Regions from separate parts of the Homo sapiens genome. Here region 1 is linked to region 2. A link is an interaction called in ENCODE POLR2A ChIA-PET data of the cell type or tissue named here. Cell type or tissue: Panc1. All regions are shown on one strand. Each heading gives the region's core, and the rest is flanking DNA. Links, peaks and the distances in the headings are about the cores only.

Region 1 (6,522 bases), core at 611-5,610, 180 kb after region 2:
TGGCGTGACCTCGGCTCACTGCAGCCTCTGCCCCCCTGGGTTCAAGAGAAGAATTCTCCTGCCTCAGCCTCCCAAGTAGCTGAGACTACAGGCGCAGGCCACCACGCCCGGCTAATTTTTTGTATTTTAGTAGAGACGGGGTTTCAGCGTGTTGCCCAGGCTGGTCTCCAACTCCTGAACTCACACAATCCGCCTGCCTTGGCCTCCCAAAGTGCCAGGATTACAGGTGTGAGCCACCACACCTGGCCTATATTTAGATTTTCAAGGCCAGTTTCTGGAATTTTTAAGCAAAGTACACGGGATAAACATTATGAGACCTTAGCACAGAAAAACAGAAGAGAGGTTGGGTGTGGTTGCTTACACTTGTAATCCCAGCACTTTGGGAGGCCGAGGCAGGCGGATCACCTGAGGTCGGGAGATCAAGACCAGCCTGACCAACATGGAGAAACCCCGTCTCTACCAAAAATACAAAATTAGCTAGGCATGGTGGTGCATGCCTGTAATCCTGGGAGTTTCTCTCTTGTTGCCCAGGCTGGAGTGCAATGGCACCATCTCGACTCACCGCAACCTCCGCCTCCCTGGTTCATGCGATTCTCCTGCCTCAGCCTCCCAAGTGGCTGGGATTACAGGCATGCGCCACCATGCCAGGCTAATTTTGTATTTTTACAAAATTAAAGAGATGGGGTTTCTCCATGTTGGTCAGGCAGGTCTTGAACTCCTGGCCTTAGGTGATCTGCCCACTTTGGCCTCCCAAACTGCTGGGATTACAGGTTTGAGCCACTGCACCTGGCCTTGGAGAATTCTTAAACCACTGTAGCAGTATAGTTCAACGATAGTAAAAGGGGGTTTTAGTCTCTGGATCCTGCCATTCAAAAGCAAATAGGCCGGTTGCGGTGCCTCACGCCTGTAATCCCAGCACTTTGGGAGGTCGAGGTGGGCAGATCACTTGAGGTCAGCAGTTCGAGACCAGCCTGGACAACATGGTGAAATCCTGTCTCTACTAAAAATACAAAAATTAGCTGGGCGTGATGGCATGTGCCTGTAATCCCAGCTACTAAGGAGGCTGAGGCAGGAGAATCGCTTGAACACGGGAGGTTGTGGTGAGCTGAGTTTGTTCCACTGCACTCCAGCCTGGGCAACAGAGCGAGACTCTGCCTCAAAAAAAAAAAAAAAAAAAATTGAGATAGCCTCACTCTGTGTTGCCCAGGATGGAGGGATGGAGTGCAGTGGCGCGATCTCAGCTCACTGCAACCTCCGCCTCCCGTGTTCAAGCGATTCTCCTGCCTCAGCCTCCAGGTAGCTGGGATTACAGGTGCCTGCCACCACACCTGGCTAATTTTTTTTTTTTTTTTTTAATAGAGACGGGGTTTCACCATGTTGGCCAGGCTGGTCTCGAACTCCTGACCTTGTGATCTGCCCACCTCAGCCTCCCAAAGCGCTGGGATTACAGGTGTGAGCCACTGTGCCTAGCCTCAAAAAAAATTTTTTTTTAAAGGCCAGATATCTCCACAGGTAGCTTACTTTATGTTATGGAAAGTGCCAATTTACTGAGCACCAAATGAATACATAATGGAGTATTCTTCATGTAGATTAAATAATGTGACCATACTCTCCCTCTTTCCCCTCCAGCCCACTTTTCCCTTTAAATAATGAAGCCCTCAAAATCATATTTGGAAAAAAGCACGGATCACAGATTGTTCCTGGGGTTTTGTGTTCCTTTTCTCCCAGGCTTGTCCTTAACCTTGTCTACATAAACCTGTCAATTTATTGAGACCTGTCTCAGATACTTTTTGGTTTACAAATTGTTTGACTGAATTGAGGAAGGACGGTCCTTGTCCCACCAGCCCTCACAAACCTGGAATCTGGTACAAAGTGCTCCCCAAAGATACAGCTGCAGGAGATTGTGCAAATGTGCAATGTTTCCAGTTACCTCGCAGGCATTTAAGGTTGGTGACTGGCAGTGAGAAAGGAGAATAGGGAAAATGAGGCAGAAGAATAGCAAAGGGAATTAAAAGTTGGATAAAGGGTAAAATACGTAAAAGCAGAGAGCAGAAGCAAGGTGAAAGGGCACCCGCCCCTTCTTGCTCACCCAGCAAGAAGCAAGATAAATGGCAGAAGCTGAGGAGACAAAACAAAAGGAAGATTAAAAACTGAGTAAAGGCCGGGCACAGTGGCTCACACCCAACACTTTGGGAGGCTGAGGCAGGCGGATCACGAGGTCAGGAGATCGAGACCATCCTGGCTAACACAGTGAAACCCCGTCTCTACTAAAAATACAAAAAAATTAGCCGAGGGTGGTGGGGGGCGCCTGTAGTCCCTGTTACTCGGGAGGCGGCTGAGGCAGGACAACGGCGTGAACCCGGGAGGCGGAGCTTGCCGTGAGCCCAGATCACGCCACTGCACTCCAGCCTGGGCGACAGAGCGAGACTCCATAAATAAATAAATAAATAAATAAATAAAATTAAAAAAAAAACAGTAAAAATCCCACGGCCGGGGAAATCAGGACCAAACCAGTAAGGAGCAGCTCTTTAGGCATAAGCACGCGCATTAAAGACAAAAAGTATCCTTAACATGATAAGGATAACCAGCTCATTAGCGCTCATGCATATGGACGGCATATCATGAATGGAGGCGGCTCTCAAGCACACAGGGGCCAAAGTAAGCAACACACCTATCATTCAAAAAGGTAGACACTGGCTAGATATTAGGCAGCCTTGGGAAGAGAAAAAAAGCCTGGCCAATAAGGTGAAACCCCATCTCTACTAAAAGTACAAAAATTAGCCGGGCGTGGTGGCGGGCGCCTGTAATCCCAGCTACTTACTCGGGAGGCTGAGGCAGGAGAATCGCTTGAACCCGGAAGGCGGAGGTTGCGGTGAGCCGGCACCGCGCCATTGCACTCCAGCCTGTGCAACAGAGCGAGACTACGTCTCAGAAAAAAAAAAAAAAAAAGACCCAAACTATACCAAGCTGGGGCTGATCTTATCTCGCAGAGGTCAGTCCGCTCTCCCCACTCCGAGAGTGGAATACTGTGCTTAATAAACTTGCAGCTTTGCCATCTCTGTGTGTCTGGTCCAAATCTTTCTTCAGGACACCAAGAGCCTGGAACTGTCCGGCACCATGCGGTAACAGCAGCTGTTGGGCAGCGTAGAGTCTACTCTAGGATCAAGCTTCGCCTACTGACTGGAGTCCGTATCCCGGGGGAACGCGATGGCCAGAGGGAAGAGGTGAGCCAAATGCTCACCAAGCCCAGCCCTGAATGAACCCAGGGGGTCAGAAGGGATGACTGCAGAACTCGTCCCCCACCCCCACCCTCCGCCCTTGCTCCTAGTTGCCGCTGCAAGAGGCTTCGGGCTCAGGATCAGGAGCTTACCCCTACTCCCGGGACCCTCTGGCGTCCCCACCATGTGACCGAGTCTCCCTGCAACAAACAATGACTTCAAACGAGCTGGGCGCCGGCGCCTGACCTCTGACTCTCGCTCCACGCCCCTTCCCTGGCCACAAACCCGCCGAGGCCCCCCTCTCTACCCGGCGCGCCTACCACAGGCGCGACACCTGTCAAGCCTTGGGACACCGAAACCGTACCTGGGAACAGCAAACACACCACAGACTGCAGACCCGGAAGAACTTGTCCCAGTGTTGACCACACCCCCTGGCTAGGGGCAGGGCTTCCGGCCTCGAACTTTAACTTCCGCTTCCGGTTCCTAGCGTTAACTGCGACCGGGGTTCAGCGCTCGGGTGAGGAGCTGGTGGCGTCGGCAGGTTCGAGGCGATTCGAGGTGAGGGGGTCAAGCGGAGAGGCTCGGAGTCGGAGAAAGCTGTCGCGACCCAGCCACCCAGGGTCTGGGGTCGGTGGGAGGTGAGGCCAGGGAGTTTTGTGGCAGGGCTTTCAGGCGGCGAGAAGGGGCGGAGGCGCGGCTCCCCGGGGTTCGCGGCCCTGGGACAGGGGACTTGGGGCCTGGGAGTATTCGAGTCCGGGGGGTTGGGGGCAGAACGGAAGGCTCAGTAACCTGGAATTTTAGGGCCTGGGACTGGGAGACTTGTAGGCTGGGGCTTCTGGGCCTGGGAGACGCCTGAAGCTCTGACTTTGCTGCCTCCCACCCACCCCCCGCTTTGTGTAGCTCCAGCTAGGATGATCGAGGTTGTTTGCAACGACCGTCTGGGGAAGAAGGTCCGCGTTAAATGCAAGTATCCACTGGCAGCCGAGAGGCAGTGGTACCCGCAGGGGTGCTTGGCGTGAGGCAGGCAACTCAATCTGTGTTGTCGGATGGTTTTAGTTAAACCCGGGAGAGGGGGCGGATGGGGTCCTGGCAGATGGTATTCTGCCCTAGAATGTCCTCTTCCTCGTTCTACCGCTTCCATTTGCCTTAACTGCTCTGCGCCCAGCACGGATGATACCATCGGGGACCTTAAGAAGCTGATTGCAGCCCAAACTGGTACCCGTTGGAACAAGATTGTCCTGAAGAAGTGGTGAGTGCAGCGGTAGAGCCACTGGGTGGACTGGACTAGGCCGGAAGGTTTTGGTTGGGGGAGCGCTGCAGGCAGCCCTTTGCTTAGGCTTGGCTACCTCATTTGGCCTACAGACTGAAGAGCCTCCTTAGCCTTATCTCTGAAATGTCTCTTTTTCTTAGGTACACGATTTTTAAGGACCACGTGTCTCTGGGGGACTGTATCCTTTGTGTGACTTTTTGAGGAAGCATCTACATACCCAGCCTCGGTTATCTGTTCAAAACTAAAGTCTGCATGAGCTTATGCATATTAAGTGTTTAACTTAATACGTGGCACATGGTGAGCACTTAGAAAATGGGAGCTAGGTAATTATTTGGTTGGGGAGGAGAGTGGTTGGTGAAATAGTTTGACTTCAAGTTCAAAATATTTATTACTGACCTCCACCTGAGTGCTGGACAGTAGGTCAGGGTGGGGTGAGACTCAGGCATATCTATTGTGCAAAAGGAGCAGAAACTTTTTACAATTTTTATTTTATTTATTTATTTTTTTGAGACAGTCTGGCTCTGTCGCCCAGGCTGGAGTGCAGTGGCACGATCTTGACCCACTGCAACCTCCACCTCCCGGGTTCAAGCAATTCTGCCTCAGCTTCCCAAGTAGCTGGGATTACAGGTGTGTGCCACCACTCCCTGCTAGTTTTTGTATTTTTAGTAGAGATGAGGTTCCACCATGTATGCCAGGCTAGTCTCAAACTCCTGGCCTCAAGTGATCCTCCCGCCTCGGCCTCCCAAAGTGCTGGGATTATAGCCGTGAGCCACTGTGCCTGGCCTAGAAGGAACAGAAACTTTTTTTTTTTTTTTTGAGATGGAGTTTTGCTCTTGTTGCCCAGGCTGGAGTGCAGTGGTACAATCTTGGCTCACTGCAGCCTCTACCTCCCAGGTTTAAGCGATTTTCCTGTCTCAGCCTTCCAAGTAGCTGGGATTACAGGTGCCCACCACCACACCCAGCTAACTTTTTGTATTTTTAGTAGAGACAGGGTTTCATCGTGTTGGCCAGGCTGGTCTCAAACTCCTGACGTCAAGTGAGCCACCTGCTTCGTCCTCTCAAAGTGCTGGGATTACAGGTGTGAGCCACTGCACCCAGCCAGAAATTCTTTTGTAAAGTTTTGGTTCTCTCCAAATAAAAATGGCCTGGTCCAAAATGGGCTTCCTTAGCCCTGGGCTGAGACCTCAGGCCACCTGACCCGGCTGTGAATGGATGAGAGGGGTGGGGACGGAAGTCAGAGTCAGGATTCCTTAACACCTTTCCTTCAGATGAAATCCACGATGGGATGAACCTGGAGCTTTATTATCAATAGATGAGAATCCTCATCTTCCTGCCCCGCTTTCCTCTCCCATCCTCATCCCCCACACTGGGATAGATGCTTGTTTGTAAAAACTCACCTTAATAAAGACTTAGATGTTGCTTTGTTGTTGTCTCTGTATGACAGCTGTCTAGTGATGGGTGGATCAGTCGCTGTTTGGTCATCACTGCACCATCAGCATGCAGCTGCTAAAATAAGAGCTCTGATCAACTGGATCCATGAGGGCAGAGTAGACCAGCAGGCTGGGAGTCTGTGTGGGAGCCCAGAGAGAGCTCTGGGGTTTGCTGTGGGTGTCTGAAGGTCAAGAGACTCTGGGATTATTGTCACCCTAATAAACCAAAGAACCTCCGGCTAATGACAGTAGATGTAATTGTTAGGAATTCAGATTCTGAAATCACACAGACCATGTGTGGAATGTCAGCTCTGCCACCAAGCAGCTGAGTGACACTAGGCAAAATTTTTTAACCTCTGTAAGCCTTTACTTCCTTATCCACTGGAAATAATTGCGTTTACTTCATGTCTGCTTTCAATCGGCATATTGTGAGGAGGTATAAATGAGTTTAAAGCATGTTTAAACATCCACAGTTCCTGGCATTTTTTTTTTTTCTTTTTTTGAGACAGGATCTTGCTCTGTCACCCAGGCTGGAATGCAGTGGTATGTTCATAGCCCACTGCAGCCCTGAACTGGACTCAACACAGTCCTCCTGCATCAGCCT
Region 2 (6,522 bases), core at 821-5,820:
AAGACTGTCTTCCCAAGTCCATGACCAACATCGGAGTCTTTGGATGCACGGATAAAATGTGTCTGCTTTTTGTCTCTACTAGGAAGGGAGAGAAACTGAAACTGAAAGAAGAGAGATTGAAGGGAGGTGAGAGAGGTTAGGTAGAGAGCAAAAAAACCGCTTATCCAAGTGCAAAAAAACCGCTTACCGATTTGAAATTAGTGAGACGATCCTTGGGCTGGCTGGTCTGATGACCCGAGGTCATAGGTGGATCTCCTCATGGAGGGAGTGTAATGACAGGGGATGGGTCTCCTGAGGAGTTCTAATGTCCCAGGTTTCAGCACAAAATGTTACATGCGTCTGAGTAAAGAGAGCACCTAGCAGGCTTTGTGCGAGCAACAATGGCTGTGTATTACATCCGGATGTGGATGGGCTGTCCAACAAAACAGTCAGCAAAGGGTGGTGGGATTATCATTAGTTCTCATAGGTTTGGGATAAGCGGTGGAGTTAGGAGCAATTTTTTTTGTAGGCAGTGGGGTGGACGTTACAAAGTACATTCTCAAGGGCGGGGAGGATGTTACAAAGTACATTCACAAGGGCGGGGAGGGTGTATCATCACAAGGGTGGGGAGGAAGGTTACAAAGTACATTTACAAGGAGAGGAAAGGTGTACTGTCACAAGGGCCAATGGCAGGGTACATTCACTAGGTGGGGGAGGATGTATCTTATAAAGTACATTCACAAGGGCAGGGGAATATCACAAAGTACATTATCACAAGGGCGGGGGGATGTCACAATGGCTTGACCATGGTATGGCCAGCTCAGAGTACCTTACAGTTCTGATGTTTAAAATTACATTCTTTTTTTTCTTTAAAAAAAAAAAAAAAAACAGGGTTTCACTCTGTCACACAGGCTGAAGTATAGTGGCATTATCATGGCTCACTGCAGCCTTTACTTCCTGGGCTCAAGCAGTCCTTTGCCTGAGTACCAGGGACTACATACGTGCACCACCACATCCAGCTAATTTTTAAAAATATATTTTGTAGAGAAGAGATCTCTCTATGTTGCCTAGGCTGCCCTCAAACTCCTGAGCTCAAGCGATCATCCTTCCTTGGCCTCCCACATTGTTGGCATTACAACTGTGAGCCACTCTGCTTGGCCCTTTATTCTTTTACATATTTAATTTTTTAAAAAATCAACAAAGATAGAGGGAAAACCCAAAATGGAATACGAACAGGAACAATCAATCTGAACTTTGTATCAAATGGGTAATAAGACTATGTAACAGGAACAACACAACAACAGTTGCTGCCTAGACATTAGAAATAGAGGCCAGGCACAGTGGCTCAACCCTGTCATCCTAGCATTTTGGGAGGCTGATGCAGAAGGATAACTTGAACAGGATTTCAAGACCAGCCTGGGCAATATAGTGAGACACAGTCTCGACCAAAAAAAAAAAAATTTAAAAATAAAAAAATTAGCCGGGCCTGGTGGTACATGCCTGCATTCCCAGCTACTCAGAAGGCTGAGGTGAGAGGATTGCTTGAGCCCAGGAGGTCGAGGCTGCAGTGAGCTATGATTGCACCACTGCACTCCAGCCTAGGTGACATGGCAAGACACTGTCTCTGGAAAAAAAAAAAAAAAAAAAGAACACCACCGGCCACTGTGGCTCATTCCTGTAATCCCAGCACTTTGGGAGGTTGAATCAGGCTGAATCAGGGGGGTCTCAGGAGTTCAAGACCATCCTGGCCAACATGGCAAAACCCCGCCTCTACTGAAAATACAAAAATTAGCTGGGTGTGGTGGTGCACACCTGTAATCCCAGGTACTTGGGAGGCTGAGGCAGGAGAATCACTTGAACCCAGGAATTGGAGGTTGCAGTGAGCTGAGATCACGCCACTGCACTCCAGCCTGGGTGACAGAGCGAGACTCTGTCATTCATAAATAAATAAGTTTAGAAAAAAAAAATGTGTCTGAAAGGGTCTTGAGCATCCCTCTGGGCAAATTCCAGGCATCATCCATAATGATGAATGCACAAATACAAAGATACGAATGAGCCAGAGCCAACCTTATATTCCTGCAGTAAATGCCACTGGGTTTACTATTTTCTTATCAAGCAGTTGGAATTTATTTGCTAATCCGTTCCTTCCTAGCTTCCTTTTTTCCTTCTTTTTTTTTTTTTTTTAAATGGAGTCTTGCTCTGTTGCCCAGGCTGGAATGCAGTGGCATGATCTTGGCTCACTGCATTTTTTAATTTTTAAGTTTTTTGTAGATGGGGGGCTTGCTATGCTGTCCAGGCAGGTCTCGAACTCCTGAGCTCAAGTAATCCTTTTGCCTCCTTTCAAAGTGTTGAGACTCCAGGCATAAGCCACTTTGCCCAGTTGCTACTATTATACTTAGCGCATTTTTTTGTTTGTTTGTTTTTTGAGACAGTCTTACTCTGTATCCCAGGCTGGAGTGCAGTGGTGTGATCTCGGTTCACTGTAACCTCCTGCCTCAGCCTCCCGAGTAGCTAGGAATACATGCACATGCCACCACGCCCAGCTATATTTTTTTAGTTTTAGTAGATACAAGGTTTCACCGTTTTAGCCAGGATCATCTCAATCTGACCTTGTGATCCACCTGCCTCAGCCTCCCAAAGTGCTGGGATTACAGGCATGTGAGCCACCGTACCTGGCTTACTTAGTGAATTTGTACCAATATTCATTACCAATATAATTCTGTAGTTTTTAATGACTGTACTGTTTTTATCAGTGATAAAAACGATACATATATACATCTTGTACTGCATCATAAAAAGATTTAGCAAGATTTGCTTCATTGTTAATACTCTGAAAGGATTTATGGAGAATTAGGACCAATTGGACCTTGAAAATGTCATGTAAAGATGTCTGGCTGGGCATGGTGGCTCATGCTTGTAATCCCAGCACTTTGGGAGGCCCAGAAGAGAGGATTACTCTAGCTCAGGAGTTTGAGGACAGCCTGGGCAATGGAGTGAGATACCTTCTCTACCAAAATAAAAAAGTGTGAGTTTAGGTGCTGTGTTCCTTGTTGTTGTTACAGTGTGAGCCACCGTGCCTGGCCGAGACTGGGTAAGTTATGAAGAAAAAGAGGTTTAATGGACTCACAGTTCCACATGGCTGGGGAGGCCTCAAAATCATGACAGAAGGTGAAGGAGGAGCAAAGGCACATCTTATATGGCAGAAGGCAAGAGAGCCTGTCCAGGGGAACAGCTGCTTATAAAACTGACAGACCTCATGAGATTTACTCACTGTGACAAAAACAGCACACGCCTATTATCCCAGCTACTTGGCTGACTGAGGCATGAGAATTACTTGAACAGCATGGGGAAACCCCCCCCCATGATTCTATTACCTCCCACCTGGTCTCTCCCTCGACACCATGGGGATTATGGGAGCTACAATTCAAGATGACATTTGGGTGGGGACACAGCCAAACCATATCAGCTGGCAACTTGCTTGCAGCTCATAACATCAACTGTTTCTTTGGGCCTTCAGTCCTGCTGACTTCCGGCCTCCTGAGTCCCTAAGCAGAGGAATACGAATTCAAATCTTGATTTTCTCATTGCAGCTCATAGTGGGAGATGCCCAGTCTCTCTGTGAACATTGACAGAATTTTTTTTTTTTTTTTGAGACAGAGTCTCACACTGTCACCAGGCTGGAGTGCCGTGGCGCAATATCAGCTCACTGTAACCTCCACCTCCCAGGTTGAAGTGATTCTCCCATCTCAGCCCCCAAGTAGCTGGGACTACAGGTGAGTGCCACCACACCCAGCTAATTTTTGTATTTTTAGTAGAGATGGGGGTTCACCATGTTGCCCAAAATGGTCTCAATCTCTTGGCCTCGTGATCCAACCATCTCAGCCTCCCAAAGTGCTGGGTTTAAAGGCATGAGCCACTGTGCCTGGCCCAGAATTCTTTACTGCTAACACGAGTGGGCCTGGTTCTGGAGGATTTCCCAGTGGGTCCTGAAGAACCACAGTTTATTGGCTTGTGGGCAAAGGGGTATGTGTATCAGTTGGCCTTTACTGTGTAATAAACAGCCACAAAAATTACTAGCTGAAAACAGCAGCTACTTAATTAGCAGAAGCCTCTTGAGGATGGACTTGCAAACCAAAGTTGTGCTGGTTTCTACTGGTCAAAGCAAGGACTGGCTCACATAAAAAGGAGAGAGATTGCACCTTCAGAGAGTAATCTCAAGACATCTGTAATCTACCACAGGGTGTCACTGGGCCTCTGTCAAGGAGCCTATTCTTTCTGCCACCAGATCTGTCTAATAGCTTGTGTGACAATGCACTTCCTTCTGGGTCTCTCTCCAAGTGTAGTAAGTGTATATGGGAATCACTTTATTCAAACAGTGTAGTGCACTTAGTTAGAAAGAAAAGGTATTAAGGAAGACTTATATTTAAAATTGTTATTTATGGTAACAACGAAAAGTAACATACAAATTTCAAACATCAAGAATAAAATAAATTAAAGGTATGATCAATACACATCAGTACAAAGAGGGGAACACAATGAAACAAACAAAAAAAATTAGATGCTAGAAATTAATCCAAATTATTACTAATTAAATGTCAGGCACTAAATGTGCAACATAAAAGGATTGTTAATTGGTATTATTCAAGTATTTTTTCTTTTTTTTTTTTTTTTTGTGACAGAGTTTCACTCTTGTTGCCCAGGCTGCAGTGCAATGGCGTGATCTCGGCTCACTGCAACCTCTGCCTCCCGGGTTCAAATGATTCTCCTGCCTCAGCCTCCCAAGTAGCTGGCATTACAGGCATGCACCACTAGGCACAGCTAATTTTGTATTTTTAGTAGAGATGGGGTTTCTCAGTGTTGGTCAGGCTGGTCTCGAACTCCCGACCTCAGGTGATCACCTGCCTTGGCCTCCCAAAGTGCTGTGATTACAGACATCAGCCACTATGCCCAGCGGTATACAGATTTTTTAAAACTCCAGCTAAAGTATGTATAAAAAGACACATTTTTTTAAAAAGCATACAGAAAGACTAAGAAGTAGAGGAAAATCAAGCTGATGTAACTATATAAATATCTAACAGAATTAGTGGAACAGAAAACATGCAAGAAATAGTGTAGATTTTTCAAGCGAAATATCTGAAAGAATTCATAAACCTGGGTACTCTCTACCAAGATTAACACAAGCAAAGGGAAAGAATGCACAATTAATAAGTTATTCCAGAATGCAAAAGGAGACTGAAGTTATACAACCAGCAAAAATGAAAAATATAAAAAGTATAAATTTTTGCTACACATTTGGAAATAAAAACATGCCTAGAAGAATATTCTCAAAATACTTATGCAAGCCTTAGTTGTCTTTTTTTTTTTTTTTTTATGAGATGGAGTTTTGCTCTTGTCACCCAGGCTGGAGTGCAGTGGCAAGAACTCAACTCACTGCAACCTTCGCCTCCCAGATTCAAGCAATTCTCCTGCCTCAGCCTCCCAAGCGGCTGGGATTACAGGCGCCCGCCAACTCACCTGGCTAATTTTATTTTTTGAATTTTTAGTAGAGACAAAAGTTTCACCGCATTGGCCAGGCTGGTCTCGAACTCCTGACCTCAGGTGACCCCCTGCCTTGACCTCCCAAAGTGCTGTGATTAAAGCCGTGAAGCACCGTGCCCAACCTAGTTGTCTTTTTTTTTTTTTTTGAGACGGATTCTCGCTCTGTCGTCAGGCTGGAGTGCAGTGGTGTGATCTAGGCTCATTGAAACCTCCACTTCAGGGGTTCAAGAGATTCTCCTGCCTCAGCCTCCTGAGTAGCTGGGATTACAGGGGCACAATACCGTGCCCAGCTAATTTTTGTATTTTTAGTAAAGACGGGGTTTCAACATGTTGGCCAGGATGGTCTTGATCTCTTGACCTCATGATCTGCCTGCCTCAGCCTCCCAAAGTGGTGGGATTACAGGCATGAGCCACCACTCCCAGCCTGATAACTGTTTTATTTATTTATTTTTATTTTTTTGGAGATATGGGGTCTGTGTTGCCCAGACTGATCTTGAACTCCTGGCCTCAAGGAATCCTTCTGACTGAGCTTCCCAGTGTGCTGGGATTAAAAGTGTGAGCCACTATGACCAGCCAGAAGAGATAATTTTAACTTTTTAAAATATTTTGCAGTATTGGCCGGGCACAGTGGCTTGTGCCTGTAATCCCAGTACTTTGGGAGTATGAGGCATGCAGATCACCTGAGGTCAGGAGTTTGAGACCAGCCTGGCCAACTTGATGAAACCGTCTCTACTAAAAATACAAAAATCAGCCAGGCAAGGTGGAGGCTGTCTGTAATCTCAGCTACTCGGGAGGCTGAGGCAGGAGAACCACTGGAACCCAGGAGGTGGAATTTGCAGTAAGTTGAGATCACACCATTGCACTCCAGCCTGGGCAACGAGTGAAACACTAACTCAAAAACAAAGAAACAAACACCAACTCAAAAACAAAGAAACAAACCAAAAAAATGAAAATATCTTGTAGTATTTTTAAATAGAGATGTGGTTTCGCTATGTTGCCCAGGCT

Evidence for each region. ChIA-PET counts read pairs that join two places held together with the same protein. Peaks named below come from ENCODE experiments on the same cell type or tissue, not always from the same donor. Only the 100,000 strongest peaks of a DNase experiment are listed, where the experiment ranks them.
Region 1: POLR2A ChIA-PET joins it to region 2 with 5 read pairs; 5 of 35 experiments call an interaction of 5 or more read pairs at or near these places.

What each region holds. Positions count from the first base shown.
Region 1 is chr19:9,824,209-9,830,730 of GRCh38, forward strand. UBL5 (ubiquitin like 5) reads left to right here and starts at 3,710. Exons shown (of 5, transcript NM_001048241.3): 1 at 3,710-3,776; 2 at 4,119-4,185; 3 at 4,384-4,467; 4 at 4,629-4,666; 5 at 5,757-5,907. The coding sequence starts at 4,130. The coding sequence ends at 5,800. RefSeq lists enhancers at 3,292-4,016, 3,427-3,476 and a silencer at 3,520-3,826. In Panc1, for the core only: no CTCF peak of the experiment used is centred there; a DNase peak (open chromatin) is centred at 3,643; H3K4me3 peaks cover 2,712 bases; H3K27ac peaks cover 2,123 bases.
Region 2 is chr19:9,641,438-9,647,959 of GRCh38, forward strand. ZNF562 (zinc finger protein 562) reads right to left here. Exons shown (of 6, transcript NM_001130031.2): 6 at 370-6,522. Among named protein-coding and RNA genes, the nearest start is that of ZNF561-AS1, 23 kb to the left of the region's middle. In Panc1, for the core only: a CTCF peak has its summit at 4,171 (motif pointing right); no DNase peak of the experiment used is centred there.